Linked DNA regions of Homo sapiens: region 1 is linked to region 2. The links are chromatin contacts, found by Hi-C or POLR2A ChIA-PET in ENCODE. All regions are on one chromosome and are shown on one strand. The core of a region is the stretch at or near the end of the contact, and the rest is flanking DNA. Distances in the headings are between cores, read along the strand shown. Region 1 overlaps LOC124901750 (a long non-coding RNA gene). Region 2 holds the start of AKR1B15 (aldo-keto reductase family 1 member B15).

Region 1 (7,245 bases), core at 2,115-4,614, 220 kb before region 2:
TTTTAATGGAATTCCTTGCAGCACTCTAAGTAGGCGGACTTGACCATGTGGTTTGCCTTGAGCAGTGCAACGTGGCCAGAGGTGACGGCGTGCCTGTCCATGGGGGAGGCTTAAAGAGGCGTCACATGTTTGCTTTTGCCTTGAACACCTGCCCTTTGCTATGATAACAGCATTCCCCCATGCAGTGGGTTGAGCAGTGCCCCCTGACAATATGTTCATCCAAACATATAGGACCTTATTTGGAAATAGGGTCTTTGTATATATAGTTAAGGATCTCAATATGAAGTCATACTGGATTGTCCAGGTGGGCCTGAAATCCAACCATAAGTGGCCTTATAAGAAAAAGACAGGGAGATTTGAGATACACAAGACACGGAGGAGAAGAGGGGGTGAATACAGAGGCAGGGATGGAAGCGACACACCTACAAGCCAAGGAATGCTGAGGCTTGCCAGTGACCCCTAGAAGCTGGAAGGGAGGCGTGGGGTGCAGTCTCCCTCAGGGCCCCAGAAAAAGCCAACGACCCTGTTGACACCTTGATTTTGTACTCCTGGCCTCCAGAACTGTGAGAGAAGAAATGTGCATTGCTCTAAGTCACCCAGTTTGTGGTAATTTGTAATAGCAGCACAGGAAACGAATCCTCCCCAGATAGTGGCTGCTCTGCAGTTTGGTTTCCAGAATAAGAAGACACATGGAGCGGGGCTGGGCCGGTGAGTCCAGTCAACACCAGCAGAGCTACTATTTCCCAGGCCTCATGTGACGGGAGCAAGAAACAAATGTTTGCTGTTGTAAGCCACTAAGGTTTGAGAGCATTTTTTCTTTTTACAAAGAGAAAGGTAATTAATATTTATAAATATTAAGTGAGAGTTAAACTAAAGAAAAAAATTTGGTTACATCAAGAAATAAAAATTTCTGTTCAAAAAAAGCCACCATCTACAAAGGGAAAAGAGAAGCCAAGAGAACATTTTCAATGTTTAAAACACAGAATTAGAATCTAGACTATTGGCAGAACATGGTGGCTCCCACCTGCAATCCCAGTACTTTGGGAGGCCGAGGCAGGAGGATCACCTGAGGTCAGGAGTTCAAGACCAGCCTGGCCAAAATGGTGAAACGCTGTCTCTACTAAAAATACAAAAATTAGCTAGGCATGTTGGCGCATGCCTGTAATCCCAGCTACTCAAGAGGTTGAGGCAGGAGAATTGCTTGAACCCGGGAGGCGGAGGTTGCAGGGAGCCAAGATCACACCACTGCACTCTGCACTCTAGTCTGGGCAACACAGCAAGACTCCATCTTAAAAAAAAAATCTAGACTATCAAGGAATGCCTACAAATCAACTGACACAGAGAGAGAGAGTGTGTGTATAAGAGAAAACCCAATAAAAAATAGGCATAGGATAAACAGTCCACTTAGAGAACACTGCAAAGGTCAAAAGCCTTGAAATGATGTTCAATTTCATTAGTCATCAGAAAAATGCAAGTTAAAACAATGACAACCAGATTGGTAAAGAAAAAAAAAGTTTAATCACGCAAAACTAAACGTTGTTGATGATGTACAAATTCTTATACATTTTGGATAGGAAAGTAGATTGGTGCATTCACTTTGTTGAGTGATTTGACAATATCTAGTGACTTTCAGTATGCACATCTATATTCTGTAATCCCATTTCTAGGTATATCCTCTTGGGACGCCCTCACACTCTTAAGCCAAGAGACATGTCAAAGGAAGCTCATTCGAGCATTGTTTGCAGTAGTAAAAACATTGTTAAAAATGCTGCAATAGCAATTGACAGGGGAGAGGCTACAGAAACCATGATATATAACATAATAGCTAAATATCTAATTATATAAATATATGTATAATTATAAAAATATATAATAGCTAATACCATATTATATATGGAATAGGATGGGGTATTATACATAATAGCTAAAATGAATGACCTAGATGTACCTGAAACTCAGAAGCATATTGAGTGGGAAAAAAGAAGCAGGTTGCAATTGGAATTATTCCATTTGTATGAATCATTTAAGAATGCATATGAGAATGGACTAGAACCACATCAAATTTAAGATAGTTGTTGGCCATGAGGGAGAGAGGGGAATGGTACTGCTCTTGAAATTAAGAAATTTAAAATATATCAGCAATGCATAAAAGAGGATCTTAAGCAATTATGAAAAAAAATTACATCTGTTAACACTGCAGAGTATGTACACAGCTGTTTGTTGTGTTATTCTTAAGCTTTTTGTTGTTTTGTTTTTTTTAAAAAATTGCAATATAAATGAGACATTCTCCCCCCAGAGAACTAGCAATCTGGTCCTCTAGATTACTTCTCCGATGTTCCTATGACATCGGGAAAAGCCACTGTGCTTCTTTGTCCTCAGGCCAACAGAGTAGCTCACTTGGGGCCAGCCCAACTAGCAGGAGAATGGACCTGCCCTGACTGTGAGGTCCTCAGCTTAGTCACACATTTGTACAAAGGCTTTGACACCATAACATCAATAGTCACTCTTTAAGGAGTAATAACTTAAGCCACAGCCTGCTTAGCACCTGCTCAGCACTTGGTGCCACCTGTTTTATCAGTAGGGTGCAGATGAAATGAGAGCCTGCACTGACCCACTTTGATGGGGCCAGTCTCCTGGAGCGGCAGGTGGAAGAAGAAGGGCACTGATGGTCCGGAATAAGGCTGAGGACCTGACAAAATGAAAGAGGACATGATCAGAGAAGACCCAGTGTAGATGAAGGAGCTCCTGAGATAAATGGTACTGTTTCTCACTTCCATGGAACAGGACTGGCCATCCCCTCAGCCTTCCTATAGGAAGTCTCTGTCTCCTTATTTCCTGAGCTATAGAGGATGACTGGATGTCTCCATGTTCCACCCTTCCCAGTCCACCCATATTCATTGCTGTTGGATTTGCTCTAAGCTTAGAGAAAGCAAAAAGTTTCCAGAAATTTCTCCCAGTCTCCAATGGGTATCTGAGTCATGCAAAGCTGTGGCTAGAGTTTTCTCAGCTATTCATTTGTTTATTCATTCATTTATTCACTCAACATCTGAGCATCTGTTACCTGCAAGGCTTAGTGTTAGGTTCTGTCCTTGTTCTAATCTTGTCACTGTCACTTTCATATAATCAGAAACACGGTGTGTGCCTCTAGAGAACTGCTGTTCTAATGGGGAAGCTCTGACAGGCACCAGAGATGGACTCCAGGATGGCAAGTCCTGAGAGAGACCATTTGGCTCTGCACGTCTGCACGTGCTTACCCAGCCATGCACGTTTCCTCTTCCCGTTCATGCTCAAGGAAGCCTGTCTGAAATCCAACCAAGACTGTTTGGTGAGGCCTGGCCTCCCCTCCTAACCAGAAAACACACACTTCACTCATTTCAGAAAAATAAAAATAAAAAAGCCAATCTTATAATTGGCTTTGCATTGCAGGCATACTTGTGAGGGGCGCAAATAAGAAAACATTTAAAATATTTGATCTATTTTGGGTGAGGTTCTGTAGCTTTGGCCTAGCCGACTGTCATCTGAGAGGCAAGAAGCTAGAGATTTCTCTTGGGGGATAGACTATTTTTAAGATCGGAAAAATATTTTTAAAGAGATTGCTGCGTCTGGCGATAACTGGGGAGAAATGGCTGTTTGGACTAAGCAAACTGTGTGATATAGATGCGTCTAACCACTGATCAAGCTCTGCTGAGGTTTGATGGATTTATGTCACACACGCACACACACACACACACACACACACACACAGAGACAGAGAGAGAGAGAGTGTGTGTACACGAGGGAGAACTGAAATATCTTTGCAGCTTCGCGGTCTGGTCCCTTTCTGAACCCTCACTGGGCCTTTCAGCTTCATTTCACCTCACGCTGCTTCCTGCTCTTTCGTCTCTCTGTTGGTCCCTCCTCTCTGTCTGTAAACATGTCCAAGGGTTGGGGTGAAAATACCTTTGACTGACTCTTGTTTCTTTTAGCTCCAGTCTTCTCTTTCCTCTTAGTGTCAAATTTCTCCAAATGATTAGTTTATGAAGCAGCCCCTCCCCATTCTTTGTCCATGACCTCAGCTCTTGATCCATGGCCATTTTGTCTTCAGCCTCCCTTCCTCCCTCCCTGTCTGCCCGCCACGATCCCTAACTCCTCTTGCTTCTCTCTTCGTCTTTGGTGGCTCCTGACGCCAGTGTCTAGCCTATCGTCCTATCTCTCTGGCCTCTTGACATTTTCTTCTTGTGCTTTCTTTTCCCTAAACATGGGCATCCTCCCAGGTCCAGGCTTGATCTCTCCCCTAGAAACCAATAATACCTACTTCACAGGACAGAAGTAAGAATTAAATGAAATAAAATGCATATGAAGCTGCTTTGCGAACTAACTGCTCATCTACTTACACACAATAAACATTTATGAAGTAGCTTCTCTGTACTAAAACTTTTCTCAGTCCTGATGTATTAGGCCATTCTAGCATTGCTAAAAACACCTGAGACTGGGCAATTTATAAAGAAAAGAGGAGGCCGGGTGCGGTGGCTCATGCCTGTAATCCCAGCACTTTGGGAGGCTGAGGCAGGTGGATCACCCGAGGTCAGGAGTTCGAGACTAGCCTGGCCAACATGGTGAAACTGCATCTCTACTAAAAGTACAAGAATTAGCCGGGTGTGGTGGCCTGTAGTCCCAGCTACATGGGAGGCTGAGGCAGGAGAATCGGTTGAACCCAGGAGGCAGAGGTTGCAGTGAGCCAAGATCGTGCCACTACACTCCAGCCTGGGTGACAGAGTGAGACTCCCTCTCAAAAAAAAAAAAAAAAAAAAAAAAAAAAGAAAAGAAAAGAGGTTTAAGGGGCTCATGGTTCTGCAGGCTTTATAGGAAGCATGGTACCAGCACCTGCCCACCTTCTGGTGAAGCCTCAGGAATCTTTCAATCACGATGGAAGGCAAAGCAGGAGCAGGTGCTTCACATGGTGAAAACAGGAGCTAGCTAGAGAGAGAGAGAGAAAGAGAGAGAGAGAGAGGTGCCATACACTTTTAAACAGCCAGATATTGTGAGAACTCACTCACTATCCTGAGGACAGCACTAAGAAGATGGTGCTAAATCATTCATGAGAAATCCATCCCCATGATCCAATCACTTTTCAGGGCAGCACCAAGAAGATGGTGCTAAACCATTCATGAGAAATCCATCACCACGATCCAATCACCTTTGAGGGCAGCACCAAGAAGATGGTGCTAAACCATTCATGAGAAATCCATCCCCATGATCCGATCACCTCCTACCAGGCCCCACCTCCAATACTGCAGATTACAATTCAACATGAGATTTGGGTGGGGACAAATATTCAAACGATATCACCTGGGAATACATTGATAACTGTATGAGACACTGTACCTGCCCTTCTCATAAAAGGGGTTTGCCTTTTGCTGGCAGATGTACATGGAATCGCATAAGTGCAGTAGTGGGGCAGGTGTCCCACAAAAATTCTGTGCAGTGGGGATTATGTCAGGCAATCAAGGAGGAAGAGGTCATTCCTATCTTACTAGGGTTTTAAAAAAAACTCATTTGTTCTCATGTTGTTAACAATTAGCTCTTGTGATAACAAATAATATGCATATTTATACCCTGAACTTTTCTTTCTTTTTTTTTTTTTTCCGAGACGGAGTCTTGCTCTGTCATCCAGGCTGGAGTACAGTGGCACAATCTCAGCTCACTGCAACCTCTGCCCCCGGGCTTAAGCAATTATCCTGCTTCAGCCTCCAGAGTAACTGGGATTACAGGCGTGCACCACCACACTCGGCTAATTTTTGTATTTTTAGTAGAGACAGGGTTTCACCATGTTGGCCAGGCTGCTCTCAAACTCCTGACCTCATGATCCACCCACCTCAGCCTTCCAAAATACTGGGATCAGAGGCGTGAGCCACCGCGCCCAGCCTGAACTTTGTTTTCATTGCAAATTAATGCACTTACTCAGACACCTTCAATATCATCTTACTACCAATAAGATAAAGTTAAGGCTTGGCTGAGCATTTTAGGGGAATCAATAATCATCCCTCTGCTTGCTTTTCCTACAATTCCCTGCACAAACTTCTACTTTCTCCCTCTCTTACCTCCTTGGCACCAGCCCCACATCACGTAGTGCACCTCCTGCCTCAGTGACTTCAGTCTTGGTGCTTCTCCCGCTTCACATTTGCCCACTCTGGCTCCAGACCCACATGAAAGCTGCCTCTAAAATCCCAGCACCCAGCTCACACCCTTTCTCGGACAACTTACAATCCAAGAAGTGAGGTCAGACTCTCATTTTCTCTTTATCATTTACTGACTTGAATTCTTTGATTTGATTGTATTTAAGTATATCCATCCTGTTTCCCTAACTAGATTAACAACTAATTAATTAATAGTTGAGTGATAGCTAATGAATAACTAATTAATCAATGAATAATTGACAAATATTTCTTGAGTGCCTGTTATGTGTTACTCTATTAAGCCCTAATGCCATTGTGGTGAACAAGGCAAACACAATTTTAAAAAATCAAGTCTATATCATAAAATCATCAGTCATATATCATCCCTACCTATATTTCTCTTTTTTTCTCTTTTTCTCTACTCCCTTTCTGAGCCAGAATTTAAAAATGCAAACAAAATATGAAGGTACCTTGACAAAATTATTTATATTCAACTTGTACACAAACCCAGAACCAAATCTGAGAATGCAAGTTGGTGCCTGGGGAACGGTGAGTGTGGATTTGGGTCCAGGCCAGGAGCCCTGGAGTCTGGTTGTTTGTTGCTACCCTAATTAAGAGGTGCAGGTGTCTGGAAAGGGGAGCTAATGATACAGTCCTCCCACATGCCCAGGAATGCCAGGCATACCACACACAGAACTACCCTTGTATGGACTTTGGGGACACTTTGTTACATGTATCTTCTGGAAGGCAGAGAAGTAGTAGCCATAATAATAACAAACACCTAAGTATGGCTAAGGGCTGATTTAGAAACTAGAATGCCAATTAGCTAAGTTAAAGTGGGAAATACTTTTTTTTTTTTTTTTTTTTGAGATGGAGTCTCGCCCTGTCACCCAGGCTGGAGTGCAATGGCACGATCTCGGCTCACTGCAAACTCTGCCTCCTGGGTTCCAACAATTCTCATGCCTCAGCCTCCTGAGTAGCTGGGATTACAGGTGCCTGCCACCACATCCAGCTAATTTTTGTATTTTTAGTAGAGACGGGGTTTCACCATGTTAGCCAGGCTGGTCTCAAACTCCTGACCTCGTGATCC
Region 2 (6,685 bases), core at 2,910-5,409:
ATTCCCTCCAGTAGTGGTGTACAGGGGTTTGGCAATTTCCATGAACCCCAATATCTATAGGCGACCATATCCCACGGTGCCCAGGAATTCATGTACCTGTCTCTTAGTGGTGGGAGTGGGGATTTGAAGGATGGCTGCCTTTCGAGCACTGGTGAGTGCCCTTTTTCCTTCATTTGTCTCATACCCTAGGTAGGAAATGCTGGGAAGAAAAAGCTGGGCCTTCTTGGCTGGGACCTGATACCCGAATTCCTGAAGGAGGTAAAGTAGGTCCGTAGTATGTTGCAGGCAGCTGTCAGTAGTTTCAGTAGCCAATAACAGGTCGTCTACATACTGGAGAAGAGTGCAGTTAGGGTGACTGGCTCAGAATGGTAAAAGATCCTGTTGGAGGGCTTCCCTAAAAAGGGTGGGGGAATTTTTAAAACTTCGGGGTAACCAAGTCCAGGTTAATTGGGTGGTGTCTACCGAGCCAGGATATGTCTGTTCAAAAGCAAAGATAGGTTGACTTTTGGGGCCAGAGGAATAGCAAAAAAAAGCATCCTTGAAGTCAAGGACAGTGTACACCATATGTTCTGGTGGGAGCAGGCTGAGTAAAGTATAAGGGTTAGAGACAGTTGGATGGACAGTGACTGTCTGCTTGTTACCTTCCTGCAAGTCCTGTACAGGCTGGTAATCATTTGTTCCGGGTTTCTGGACCGGCAAAAATGGAATATTCCAGGCGATCTCACATGGTGTGAGTATACCAGCTTGTAATAGTTGCTGAATATGAGGATTAATTCCCTCTATAGCCCACAGAATCATAGGATATTGTTTGACCTGGACCGGCAGGGTGGTGGCCAGGAGTTCTACAACAGCTGGCAGATGGTGGTTTGCCAGTCCTGGGAGGTATGAGGAAACAGAGTCTGTAAAGCCAGTAGGAGAGGATTACTTTTATTCTCCGGCAGTTGTGAGGGTGAAACTAAGAGATATTCCTCTGACCGAAGGGTGGTTAGCAGGAGCTGAGCAGTAGGGGGCATTGTGTCCCCTAACATGAGGTGAGTTTGTTGGGCCGAGAAGGAGATGGACGCCTGTAGCTTATGAAGCAGGTCTCATCCGAGGAGGGAGAAGGGGCACTCTGGGACCACGAGGAACAAGTGGGTTACTCTTTTCTGTCCTAAACTCACCTCTCGTGAGTGGGTGACAGGATATTCCTGAATAGCTCCAGTAGCCCTTTACTCAGCAACCTTTTTATTAGACACTGCCTAAGGGTGTCTGGAGTACTGAGTGTTCCACCCCGGTGTCAATTAGGAAGCGTACAGGCTGGCCCCCCACTGTGGTGGTCACCATGGGTTCCCGGGGCCAAGTGACAAAGAGCCCTGGCCCCGTCAATCATCAGATTCCTCTGCTGCGGGGCAGGGTGAGGACCTTTTTCTTTTCTGGTTTCTCCTCTGGCTTTAATGGGCATTCCTTTCTCCAGTGTCCAATCTGCTTGCAAGAAGCACATTGGTTTCTTTATAGGGGAGTCCTCTCACGTTTCTGGCCTTCCTGGTGGGGACTCGGGGTCCCCTGGTCAGTGCTCTGTGATGGGGGCCCTTCCTTTTTGGCTTCTTGGATGGCAGCCACTAAGCTTTTTGCCTGTCTTTTTGATGCTTTGTCTGCAGCCCTTTCAGCTGCCTGAGCTACCTGTTTTTGCTTTTCAAATTCTCGATTGTCGAAAACTCTCTGGGCTATCTCTAAAAGCTGGCTGATGTAAGGAAATACTTTCTGGCTTCTCTTCAGATATGGTCCCTCTCTTCAGAGGTGAAAAGGGATGAAAGGAGTTGCTGACACTCATCCCAGGTGGGCCGGTGAGTCTGGAGCACAGACTCCATCAGTGAGGTTAAGACCTGGGGCTTTTCAGAAAAGGGGGGATTATGAGCCTTCCAGTTGTACAGGTCAGAAGTAGAGAAGGGGACATAAACTAAAAATGGAGCACAACGCCCACTGCCCAAAGGGATTTGGGCCTCTGTCAGTGGGAGGAGCGGGGCCACCTCCTCCGGCTGAGGCCATAATTGGGAGGATATAGGCAGAGAGGCCACAGAGGATGTAGTTGAGGAGACAAGGGAAGATTCTGGGGGAGGAGGAGGGTTATAGGGTGGTGGAAATGGGTGAAGAAAACTTTCCTCTTCTTCAGAAGGAGGCAGTACAGGAGGAATCGAGGGAGCTGAGGGTGGAGGCAAAAGTGAGGTCTGGCTAAAAAGGACCTTGGAGGTAGGATCACGAATGGCTACAGAGTTTTATCACGAGTGGAGCCATGAAGGAGAGCTCTGGACTAAATCTAGCCATTGATCAATGTAGGGAAACTGATCGGGGTGACCGGGAGTTCCAACAACGACCCACCACACAGCCTGAACAGCTGTGAAGTGTAGTGACCCGTCTGGGGGCCACCCAGTTCCAAACTTTGGCCATTCTACTTCGCAGAGTGTCCAGAGTTTGCCTTTTTTAAGGCGGACCCCGTAATCATCTGAGAAGCCTAGAGAGAAATTCTGCAACATACACTGGAGAGGACTCCAATCTTTATGGGGCCGGGAAGAAGAGTTTACTATTCTGGAGGCAATTAACAAGGTTTGAACAAAAATATTAAACCCAGCATGGACAAAGATATTCACGGCCTGGGAGGCTATGGTATCAGAAGAACAGAAGTATTATAGCTAGAAGAAGTAGGAAAACAACTATAGCCAATATTTCTTGCCACATAAGGTCTGTCTCCTCAAGCTTCGAGATCTATGGAGAGGATAAGAGGTGGGTCCAAGGGATCCTCAGCCAGTGGGACTTAGGTGACCCCCCCTTCTTGACTTATATCCCAAATAACTTTGGTGTCTCCACGACTCGAAAGCAAAATGTTCAAACTCGGTCCTTTCCTTCACGGGTTTAAGGAGGGAGAACACAGCCAAGTCTTAGAGACGCTGGACTTGCTGCAACACAGGAAAATGAGATGTGCAGGGTAAGGGATGGGGATGAGGAGGAAAGGGGCCACTTGGATTTCCCTAAAGGTTGGAGAGTAGCCAAAAGAGGTAAAATAAGAGTCCAGACAGAGTAGAGCAGTATGGGTGTAGGTTTCTCTGCACAGTGCCTTATTTAAGGGCATGGGAAAAGTTATGGGATGACAGAAAAGGTGAGTAAGGAGGTCAGCAGGGTGGCTATTTTGGATCCACCACTGGTCTAAGGAGAAGGTGGACCAGTCGTTGGGGCGTGGGGTATGGCAATCCAAACGCCAGCAATCTTTATGGTGCCAGAAATCCTAAACGGGTGAATGTCTTCCACACCCTTCCCCATAACAACACCTAATTTGTTTCTGACAGGAAAGGCAGGACTGGGATGGCCAGCCCAACCGACTAATGAGGAATTTGACCTCCTGGGATAGAAAATCTGTACTAAGGACCTTGAAGAAGTCCTTGCCCAGTCATTTTGGGCAGTATCGACGATCCGACATATGAAATTTAGACAGACACTAAACAGGACAATAGGCACTGGGGTATATAAACAAGCATGGCAATTTTTATAGACAGACAAGGGGAGGGGGTCCCGTGATGGGATCAGTCAGATGCCCTCCTGGCTGCTCCCCTTTCGGGGACTTAGGCTCCTCTTGGCATTGGCAGGCTGGTATAAACCCCTGGCTTGGATCGAGCTATGCCTGATGCCGCCCTAAGCCTTATGAGGTCACCACGGAACCACAGGTGAGGGCCTTCTCGAATTCCCTAGCTTTCACCCTGGAGCTACAAACTGGAAATTCAAGCGCAAGCCCTTGAACTCCACATTCACTCACTCACTCACTCACTCAGAGTTTATTACAATTTTTATACCCATTCTAAAACAGAGATCTCCCGGAGACCTGAATGAGAGAGGGAGAAGAGATAGAGAGAGAGAGAGACTAGACTTAACAGAGAATCCTGACAGAAACCAGGACTCTGTCCTCCAGTGTCCTGGAGCATGGACAGAGTCTGAGGGAGGACCTTCGTCAGGGCCGTTTCCCTCCCAGAGAGACAGAGTCAGATCTGACTTACCTTCCCGGGACTAGAGACTGAGGACTCAGGAGTTGAATTTGGCTGGGCGCACCGGCAGTCGATCCGTTCCCCTCCAGAAGACAGTGGCCTGTGGAGCCCTGGAACGTCTTCAGGTGGCCCTGTAAGCCAGCTGTCTGTCTGGGGAAGCCCGGAATGAGTCAGGTCTTCACCCGGTGGCGAATCTCTCTGGGGCTTCCAAATGTCGTAACCGAGCAAGTCATAGAGAGAATGCCACACTCTGAGACTAATTCAGGAGTCCTTTATTGCTGGCGACTGAGAAAGAGCTAGAGCTTGAAATTCTCTCGGTCCGGAAGAAGAGGCTAGAGTTCTTTTTATACCTTGGCCTAAAGAGGGGAGGGGGAGTCTAGCTGAAGCAATTTTTTACAGAAGCAGAACAGGAAAAAATTAAAAGATAAATGGTTACAGAAACAGTTACAGGAAAATAAACAGTTCCAGGTGCAGGGGCTTAAAGTATCCCAAAGTGATAAAAGCAGGGGCTTTGGATACCACCAACCAAGTGTGCTCCCAGGAGCTGCTGGTACAGCTTGCCTCAGTATCTTATCAATAAGCGCATTCTTGGATGTGCTTGGAGTCAGCTTGCACCAGTTATGTCCTTAAGGAGGGGGACAAGGGGCTGCAAGCGAAGAAACCAAGCTAAGACTCTCTCAGCTATTGACTCTCTCGATATTGACTCTCAATTGAGTCTCCCAAGCTATTGACTCTCTCAGCTAAGAAAGAGTCAATCAGGATAAAACAAGATAGGGTATCACAATTTGATCTGCAAGATTATTTCCTGGACTTGTGAAAGGCGAGTCGTTTTGGTGCCCTGGGACATGTACAATAGCTATCTCTTCTGGCAATTGGAGATTGTTGAGGACACGAGCATCAGTTCTCTATGAACTAAATCTTGGCCTCTACTATTGATAAGAGCCCTCTCCATCCAAATTTTCCCAAATGTGTGTGCCTCCCCAGAGGGATACTTAGAGTCAGTATAGATAGATTTTCTTGGTTTTGTAAATGTCCTAAAGCTTGGCTGAGTGCAAACAGTTCACACCCTTGGACAGACCAATTATTAGACCCCCTTCCTGATTTTACTTTTTTAACAGTCTTTCCATTAATCACTGAATACCTATTATGTCTCTTTCTTTTAATCACCTGGGAGGTTCCATCTATGAATAAGTGCCACCCTGTCTTGAAGGGAGTTTTTCCTAAGTCTGGTTGAACTTTCGTATGGTAATTAATTCGATTTAAACACGCGTGCTCTCTCGTTTTACGTTTGGATCCCCCGTTAAAGAGCCTGCTGAATAAAGTGAATTATTAGTACTTAATATTAAATCACCTTTTTCCCAGAAAGATAGCCTCATATTTTAAAATTTTTGAGTTGGTAATCTCCCTCCTTGCGTTTTGATTTAATATAGTTTTAACTTGGTGGGTTGTGGCCTGAAGCGGCTGGGGAGTAACTTGAAACCTCAGCTGAAGGGACAGCACAGGCTGGGGCGTGGCCTGAAACAGCTGGGGAGTAACCTGAAACCACAGCCGGAGGGACCTGAGAGGGGAACCAAAGGGGCAGGATTGGGGGCGCTGAAGGAAGGAAGGTGATTTAGAGGATCCCATGTCTTGGTAGGTATGGGTTGTCTAGGCATGGGAACTCTTTCCTTTTTAGAAAGGTTGGTTTCTGATTTTCTCCCTCCAGAGTCTAAAGGGTAAAGGAGAACTGGTCCCTGCCGCCAGCAGAGGGCGTAATCGATTTTTCCTGGGACACAGGGCTCTTACTGTTAACATATTTGATTAACAGCTGACAAATTCGCTCTTCATTAGACTTAAATTTTGGCCAGAAAAGTGAGGGCTTAAGGATGGGTTCTCGAACTTAAATAAAACAACAATATTCTATCATCTGCTGTTTTTGTTTATACTTGGTTCTCTTATTATTTTTTCAATACTTTAGCATAAGCCCCAAGGGGCTATCAGAAGGAAATTCATCACTCTCTAGACTCTTTAGTTTTCCTGTCTTACTTGAAACGTTCCCCATCTTAGGGATTATGGGGAGGAGGCCCAACCCCTCCTGTGAGATTTCTACCCTCCCCCTTCCTGGAGGCTTACTGAGGCTTTGGGGAAAGGCTCCAACCCAACCTGTTTGGATTTCTACCCTCCCCCTTCCTCTTTGTCTACTCTGTCTGTTCCTGACTCTAGTTGACAGATGGCAGCATGAGGCCATAGAGAAGACTCACTCACTCCACATAACCACCATACTAAGTCCCATTCATACACTGTCAGCCTCCAGCTTATCCCAACCACCTGGGAAATACTTTGTCACCTTCGCCAAGTCTCCTACCTTATTCCATGCACAAGAATTTCCTGGTCCTCTTATTGTTGCGGTCTTGCAAGCTTCTCCTCCCCGCTTTGCTGAGATCCAGACTTATTTGTCACAAAGCGGGGGGGGGGCCCTGATCTCCCTCAACCTAGGGGCACGGTAACTAGACAGTAGGATGCGTCCCCTCCGGGTGGGGTGACCGAAGGCCCCCTTCCCAAAGGAGAAGATTCGAGCCCCAAAGTTGGGCTCCAGAACTGTTAGGAATAACGCTCAAAATCTTAAGGAAATTGAACACTTGAACAAAGGATTCTTAGCAAAGCAATTTTACTTCTGCGCAGAGAGGTGCCTCCTTGTC

Evidence for each region. Hi-C counts contacts between places; a loop is a spot of excess contacts on that map. ChIA-PET counts read pairs that join two places held with the same protein, here RNA polymerase II (POLR2A). Pooled maps may share reads with other maps.
Region 1: a pooled map shows a loop between it and region 2 (4-fold over the local background). The contact joins the enhancer-like site here to the promoter of AKR1B15 in region 2. A Hi-C loop is called at or near these places in 1 of 37 single-sample maps with no recorded cell type and 6 of 50 pooled maps. POLR2A ChIA-PET finds 5 or more read pairs at or near these places in 2 of 52 experiments (activated CD4-positive, alpha-beta T cell and activated T-cell).

The regions. Positions count from the first base shown.
Region 1 is chr7:134,763,695-134,770,939 of GRCh38, reverse strand. All of the region lies in intron 1 of LOC124901750 (a long non-coding RNA gene), which reads left to right. It also overlaps a transcript of CALD1 not described here. Among named protein-coding and RNA genes, the nearest start is that of CALD1, 12 kb to the left of the region's middle. Within about 2 kb of position 3,364, at least 6 of the 41 ENCODE cell types and tissues checked have a DNase peak (open chromatin) inside an H3K27ac peak, as active enhancers do.
Region 2 is chr7:134,546,584-134,553,268 of GRCh38, reverse strand. It overlaps AKR1B15 (aldo-keto reductase family 1 member B15), which reads right to left and starts at 4,159. Exons shown (of 12, transcript NM_001080538.3): 1 at 4,020-4,159. LOC105375520 (a long non-coding RNA gene) reads left to right here. Exons shown (of 3, transcript XR_928005.3): 2 at 190-258; 3 at 653-5,912. RefSeq lists an enhancer at 4,089-4,148.